Linked DNA regions of Mus musculus: all the other regions are linked to region 1. Evidence: chromatin loops called from intact Hi-C (ENCODE). Cell type or tissue: heart. All regions are shown on one strand.

Region 1 (2,500 bases):
GCCGCTTATGCCGCCCACCGCACCCTCGCCGGTGCGTAGGCCTGAGTGCTGGCTGCTGGCAGGGCGGGCTGGGTGGGTGGGACAGGGAGTCGTACACACAGATGCACGCTCACTCTCATGCACGGCCCTGATACCTCCTGCCAGCGTGTGCAGGCCCCACTTGGCCGTCATGCTGGGTGCTGGACTGTGGGCCCGAACCCCAGCCCACCCTCAGGTCTTCCCCTGCCAGGGCCTGAGCCTGGGCTAGCTGCAGCAGTGCTCAGTCTTAGGCCTGACTGACATCAGGTCTCAGAGCCTAGACAAAACTAGGACCAGGCCATTGCAGACCTCTTGTGTGTCTCTTGGTCCATTTCCACCTTGTTGCGTTCAGCCACTTTTCTCTCTTTGTCACCGCCTGGGGTGTTCACGGCTCTCCTACCTGACTTCTCCAGCCAGGGCTTCATGCCCACCCCCCTGTCTAGAGCCTCAGCTGAGTAAACACCAACCTCTTTGAACCAGGAGCCTAGGCCCCACAGGGCCAGAGGCCAGTGCGCTCAAGGAGCCAGGTGACACCAGGCCATGTGCCCTGGTCACTGCCCAACCCAGCCACGGGTGGGTTCTGGTCCACTGGAGGGCATTCGGCCTGTACAGGAAGTCTGACCTTCGCTTTCTTCCCTTGCAGTTTGACAAGTTCTCACCCAAGCTGGACAGCCCCTACTTCCGACATTCCAACGTGAGTCCCTGTGCTCAGGCCCAGATTTCAGCCTACTGGGGGTGTGAGGAAGCTACAGACTTGTCCGTGCCTCCTTCTGGATGCTGAGGGGGAGGAACCAGGCAGTGCTCAAGGGTCCTCCACCATGTGGGACCCACAGTCCAGAGCTCTGTCTCTCTCTTGCAGCTCTTCCCGACCTTCCCTCCCACAGGCCCTGGGATGCCCACCCTGCTTGCACACCCCGGCCCCTTTGGGTCCATTTAGGGTGCTTTTCAACCCAAGGAGCAGCTGCTCCTGGTAGGGAGGAGGCTGGCAGGTGGGTGGGTTTAGGGCATGGGGCAGGGCTACTGACTAGCTCCCATTCTTGTTGCCATCTGGCCTTATTGTGAGCGACCCCTGCTGGCTGAGGGCCTTTTTGCAGTCAGAAAGCCTGCTACTGAGCCGTGCAGGAGTTGGCCAACTGATGTGGCAGTGAAACCCATCACCTTGCTCAGGAGGGAAGGAGCAGGAAGAGCCAGGAGCTGAGCAGGAGAGGTTCCATGGCCTCTCCCTCCAACCAGAGAATGGAGGCCACCTTTCACTTAAGCCCCCTTTGTTCATGCAACAGCAACCCAAGTCTTCAGGGCTAGGCACTGTGCTTGTTCCTTCCCCAAGAACTGTCTTGGTGTGTAGGTGCCTCTCGGACTGGGACAGTCCGTTCTCCCCAGCGATGTCATAAGCCAGTCTTCCTGCCTTGTCCAGTCCTTTTGACTGAAGGGGAGGTGGTCTTATGATGGAACTGGGGAACTGTGCAGGGTCCCACCAGCATGCCAAAGCATATTCCGTCGCAGAATTCGGGGCTCCTCCTGCTTGCTTCCTCCCTCCTCAGCCTATTGGTCCCTCATGCTCTCTCTCCCTGTACCTTCAGACTTCAAACTCAATCGAAATAACAGGCCGGTCGAGTGCAGTTCACACTTTCCTGCAGAAAGCCCCTGGGGTAGGTGTCAGCAGTCAGCCATGTAAGTTGGCACATACACTCAGGTGCTGTCTCTCCCAGCCCTGAGCCTGTGTTCCCATAGAGCCGAAACATGACCTGTTCTCTCCTGTTCACCACAGGTGTCCGATCCGTACCGGACAGCAGTCAGGGTGAGTGAGTGCATGCTGGGAAGAGGAGTTGGAAGCACACCCAGGGCTGTGGCTGGGAAGGACTCCGGTTCTCTCCTGGGTGGCCTTGGGGTGGTCCTGATGGTAGGAATCTGGGGAAGATGAGGCCCGGGAAGAGGCGCTGGGCTCTCTGAGCACATCCCGGTCCTGCCACAGAAACCAGGGAAGTGGTGTGCGGTACACGTGCAGATCGCCTGGCAGATCTACCACCAGCAGCAGAAGATGAAGGTGAGGCCGGGCCAGGCGGGTGCACTGCCAGGGCCTCCCTGGTGGGGCCGTATGGGAGGACTCTAGGGTGTGTGATGAGAGGCTCTGGCCAGCTCCAAGGTCACAGTGAGGAACATTCGTGGAACTGCCCGGGAAGAGCCTGGGTTGGGAAGACAGTGCCTGTGCCCAAGTGTCTGACTGGCAGAGGGACAGTGTCTTCACCGGAAGTCAGGGCAGTCTGCAGTACAGATGTTACCCATGATGCACTGCACCTGTGTATAGTTGTAAAAGTCTTCTAAAAGACCTTAGTCAAGTCAGCAGCGAGGGACTCATGAGAGAGTGCACGTGCCTCGGGAGAGGTGGGAAGGTACTTGCAGTGTGAATTTCCAGGACTGGAGTGGTAAAACTCAGGGGTGACCACGGTGATTCCTGAGTGATCCCTGGGGGCATTATAGGAAA
Region 2 (2,500 bases), 58 kb before region 1:
GCCTCGGAGATCTGCTTGCCTCTGTCTCTCTGAGTGCTGGGATTAAAGGTGTGTGCCACCACCACTACCCAGCTGGGGCTGCTGGAATTTAATTTTGAATAGTTGATTTGGTCAGAAGGGGTCCTTGAATGCTGAAGCAGTGGTTGCCTATCTACTATGTAAGGTTCCTGGGCTCCAGAATCAGCCTTCTGTGGTCAGTATAGTCACGTGAGTTGGGAAGCTGGGAGCAAGGTTTCAAATAGGCTGTTCCTGGGCTAGGCCTCTCTGCTTTTGTCTTGGGCTTGTTGGTCACAGGAGTAGGAGTGAGCATGTACCTTCCTGGCTAAAAGGAGTGGGGCTGAGCCTCGGAGGGCCATGGTGCGGGTAAGCAGCTTGGATCCCAAAGGAGGAGCAAGTCTCATTGTGGTTGGTTTACTGCAGTGCAATTAGAAATTTTGTTGGTGTTGCATAGTAACACTTGGTGGGAACAGTCACGTTAAGTCACCATCAGAAAACTGAACAGGGGAGGGGGATGGGCAGTAGTGGTACATGCAGATAGAAGCAAGCAGATCTCTTGATTTTGAGGCCAGTTTGGTCTACATAGTGAGTTTCAGGACAACCAGAGCTACTCAGAGAACTACTGTCTCAAAACCAGAAAGGAAAAAGAGAAAATTGAATGGGCACTCAGTGTTGATATTTTTTCTGAGGAGGGAAACAGGCTTGAAGGCTGGCATATGGTTGTGAGGCTGTTGCCACAAGTGGGGCCTTGTGTCTGGGATTAAGTGTTGGTGGCTAACATTGAATATATATGGTAGTCAGATCTGCTGTGCGCTCCAGCTTATAGCTACAGGTCCTGGCAGGATGGCCCTGTGGACTCCCAGGTTTTGGCTTCTGCCAGAAGTTCAAGGAGGAGCTGCATTCCCCAGAGTTTGGAGGAGGGTTTCCCAGCACAAGGCTCTAGGGGCACTGAGACCAGGCTGTCTTTTTGAGCCTTTAATGTTTAGGTTGACTTTAAGGTATTCAGTACTGGTTTTATATCCATCCAGTGAGTATCTCACAGAATGCCTAAGGCTCTGGCTTGTGGCTGCACAACCTCTCAGAGCTTTAGTGTTTAACCAGTAGGGGGAGGTAGATTGTAGAACAGCTAAAGGCAGCCCTGTATTTTGTGTTATTTCCCTTTAATGATCTGAGTATAGCTCAGGCCAGTGAGGATCCCTTCCCTCACTGGTGCTCCAAAGTCAGGGAGACAGTTTCTCCTGGGCAGTGTTGTGATCAGACAGACAGAATGACCCAAGATAGGCCAGATGGTGCTCTTTTTGTTTTGTTTTTGTTTTTCTGAGATGGTGTTTCCTGGAACTCACTCTGTAAATCAGGCTGGTCTCAAACTCACAAAAATACACCTGCCTCTGCCTCCCAGTGTTGGGATTAAAGGGCATGCGTTGCTAGGCTTAGCTCTTACACTTTCTGGGCTCTCCTAATATGTCAGGTGATGAGTTTAAACCCGGAGTTTCAGAATTGAGGTTTGGTGACAGCCCTTCTAGTACCTCTTGAGTTATCTTTGTTCCCTCTGGCTAGGGTACATACATGTTCATGAAGGAAAATTAGAAGGTCTCTTCTCTTAGGACAGGGTTTGGCTGCTGTCACTCATCAGCCCTTCCCTAGGATAAAGGGGATAGATGGCCAATAAAACAATCCCATGTGTGAGATTTAGACCATAGAGTTTACCAGCTGAATTGGAGGGGCCAGTGGAGTCTTTTGTCTTTTTAAAAAGAAAAGTGCCAGCCAGGCAGTGGTGGCCCATTCCTATGATCCCAGCACTTGGAAGTCAGAGTCAGGCGGATTTTTGAGTTCGAGGCCAGCTTGGTCTTCAGAGTTCCAGGACAGCCAGAGCTATAGAGAGAAACTCTGTCTCGAAAAACCAAAAAAAAAAAAAAAAAAAAAAAAAAAAGGCAAAGTGCCCATAGATGCAGAGGGAGGATAGTCAATTTAAACCTGAGGCAGGGGCCCAGTTCTGCAGCCACGTGGCTGTCAGCATCCCTCTCTGACTATTTCTTCCCTTCTGCCTTCCTGGTTTTTGGGAAGTCAGGGCTTGCCTCCTGACTGGCATCCTAATCAGACTGTTATTGCTTAGTATCAGTTAAGTTGACCTCAGTTTGTTTACACTTTGGGTCTAATACACCCTAAGGAGAGCACCATGTCACCTATAACATCAAAGTCTGTAAATCTTTGCTTTTTTTTTTTTTTGTACATCTTAGCCTTTAGCAGCAGGACAGTTTGACAGTCCAGGACCCTGTGGGAAGGTGACTGCAGTGAGGGGACAATGAGGTCAGGACCTGCAAATACTTGTGTATACTGCCAGGAGGTCCTTATACTCAGGCCCGACCTGTCCAAGGCAGGAAGGCAAGCCAGGAGACTCAACTCTTCTATCTCTGGGAATAGGAGGCATGACTACATACAGACTTTCTATTTTCTGGGAAGTTGTGTTTTTCTGTAGACCTCTTGACTGGCACTGCTTTTGGGT
Region 3 (2,500 bases), 52 kb before region 1:
CCCTTATCTGGACTCTTTATTCCCATTATAACAGTGTTCAGCCCTGATTTTGACACCTGTTACTACAGAGACATCTTTAGGCCTGCACCTGTCCCACAGCCCACACTACCTGTGATCAGGGGTTGTTTACCCCCGCCCCAGCCCCATCTCAGGGCAGCCCTGCACTGGAGTCCAAGTGGCTAAACTGAGCCCCTGAAGGGGAAGTGACCAGAGCAGAGGACACTACTAGACTTGGAACTTCAGTGCTGGCTACCTGGGGTTCTCTGGGCTGAGCGGGCCAGGGCCCCCAGTCTTACCTGGTACCTGTTTACCCTGACTGTTTACCCCCTTTCTGTTGTTCAACTACAGCCTCTGAACTGAGAATTTGGGACTTATTTTTCTGATTGTAAAAATAAAAAGTGCCATGCCATTTTTATAACATTACTAGTGTCTTATTATTTAAGTAGATAATCTGTGATTATCCCCTGACTTACTCCACTGAGTGGTTTTATGTATCTAGATTTGACTTTGCATTTACTAAGTGCTAGATAGAGGGTCCTGTGGGTCTGGGAAGGCACTGGCCTGGCCGTGACCCAGGCATAGGTAGGCGGTAGAGTTGAGGTGGATGTTGAATTAGGTGGAGCTCTTGAGGGCAGGATTCATGTTCCTCTGAACCAGACCCTCCCATGTCAGTGTTTTGAGAAGGGTTGGTTGCATGGGGTGGTCCAAGGATCCTAGGGCCTGAGTTAAATTGCCCTGGACCTACAAGGGCTAGGGAAATTCTACACCCACATAGGTCCTTCAGTCCTGCCCGGGTCCAGAAAGTCCTTTTAGCATCCTCTACTGCCCTCTTAGCCTAATCCAGGGTTGAAAGACCGGTCAGTTGTTAGCATAGAAGGTTGAGGTTGCCATGACCAGCTGAGTTTCTGCGACTGGGAACTGGGGCTTGGCATCGTGGACATTTGATAAGGAAGACTACTTGAACTCAGTGGGCCAGAGGGTACTATAGCTTAGCTGGGAGAGGTGCTTGTGCACTGGTCCCATCCCCAGATGCCACAAGGTGGCAGGAGAGAACAGATTCCCGAGAGCTGTTCTCAGACCATGGCAGACACTGACACGTGTATGCTTGCATTCAAATATATGCATTTACACCATTAAAGACTTACATACGCCCAGCACGGGGAGGGCAGCATCACCAGGGTCCCGATGGCAGGGTCACACACATGGGCCACGTTCTGGAACCTGTCTTGGGGAACTGCTGTTGTGGTCTATGTAATTCTGAATAGCTGGAGATCCAGGCTCCTCTGGATCTGTCAGATTCTAACGTTGCTAACTCAGCTGTCTGACCAAAGGCTATGTGGGCCTGCTAGGATGTGCAGCTGGGAATGTGGGCCCTGAGGTGAGGTTGCCTGGAGCAGCCCTGGAGGGAAGCTTGGGCCCTGACTGCTGTAGGGGGCAGTAGGCTCATCCTAGTTGAGGTGACATGAGTGGGGTCTAGAAGACCCTTTTGAAATGGACCTTGGGAGCAGTACCATCATCTGATTGGCCATTAGCATCTACTTACTGTTGCTAGGGCCTCTGCACCAGGTTCAGTGTAGCTTTCCTTAGCTGTGAATGAGGTAGCATAACCAAGGAGAAGGGAGCCTGAAGAAGCCAACCGGGTTCCCACTGAGTGTAACAGGAAGATGAGCCCCGTGAGTAGTTGTAAGTCCCCTGGGGGTCTAAGTAGCCCCTTTTGTAGGGCCTGGAAGTAGAAATATCCTTGGGTTTTACCGTGGCTGTGGCTGAGTCAGAATATGAATTGGGGCAGCCTAGGAGGGAAGAATGCAAGCACAAGCTGCCTTGAACTTCACCTCCCCAAGGCATTTGCATGAGCCTGCAAGTGCATGCATGTGTGTTTTACCTGACTCACCACCCTGCCTTGCAAGGCTGCAAAGGTTTGTCTAGCTAGGCAGAGGCTAGTCCATCCTGCCCTTCATGTTAGAAACACAGCCTGTGAAATGAAGTTACCAGTCTTGCCAACCTGCTCACCAGGCTTCATCCAGAAACTAGTCCCAGCAAATTCCAGCTGATAACCCTGCAGGGGCCACAAACTAGCAATCTTAGAAGAAGGGCATATGACAGAGGGAGCAACCAAACCTTGGCAAAGGAAGTGAGGTCCGACCAGAAACAGAATAATGTCTCAGGGCCTTGGAGCAGCATGTCTTGGTGAAAGGAGGTGTCTGCCCCTGCCCCTGGGAATGGCAGGTGGCATGGCCTGACCTGCGATCTCTACCTGCCTGTCAAGCCTCCCAGATGGGCTCAGATTCCCAGTGCACAAGTGGCAGAGTGGTCCTCGGCTTGAAGAGGAAGTGACAAGTGGATGTCCCCACTGTTGTCACTAGATGAAAAACTAGTCCACAGGAGCTAGTTTTTCAGCCCCACTACAGGATCTCCTGGGCAGTTTTTAGAGAACTAGGTATAGATAGGTTTGAGTAGGACCTGGACTCAGCAGCACTCTTGGTGGAATAACACGTGAGCC

Evidence for each region. Peaks named below come from ENCODE experiments on the same cell type or tissue, not always from the same donor. Only the 100,000 strongest peaks of a DNase experiment are listed, where the experiment ranks them.
Region 2: a loop joins it to region 1, with 4 times the contacts of the local background. A loop is called at or near these places in 24 of 42 quality-filtered maps.
Region 3: a loop joins it to region 1, with 4 times the contacts of the local background. A loop is called at or near these places in 23 of 42 quality-filtered maps.

What each region holds. Positions count from the first base shown.
Region 1 is chr5:110,375,569-110,378,068 of GRCm38, reverse strand. Fbrsl1 (fibrosin-like 1) reads left to right here. Exons shown (of 19, transcript NM_001142642.1): 10 at 1-31; 11 at 662-712; 12 at 1,599-1,667; 13 at 1,787-1,816; 14 at 1,991-2,062. Among named protein-coding and RNA genes, the nearest start is that of Lrcol1, 32 kb to the right of the region's middle. In heart, a CTCF peak has its summit at 1,088 (motif pointing left); a DNase peak (open chromatin) is centred at 1,048; H3K27ac peaks cover 482 bases.
Region 2 is chr5:110,433,584-110,436,083 of GRCm38, reverse strand. All of the region lies in intron 1 of Fbrsl1 (fibrosin-like 1), which reads left to right. Among named protein-coding and RNA genes, the nearest start is that of Fbrsl1, 14 kb to the left of the region's middle. In heart, a CTCF peak has its summit at 1,090 (motif pointing right); no DNase peak of the experiment used is centred here.
Region 3 is chr5:110,427,798-110,430,297 of GRCm38, reverse strand. The region is part of intron 2 of Fbrsl1 (fibrosin-like 1); the gene reads left to right. Among named protein-coding and RNA genes, the nearest start is that of Fbrsl1, 19 kb to the left of the region's middle. In heart, a CTCF peak has its summit at 1,023 (motif pointing right); no DNase peak of the experiment used is centred here.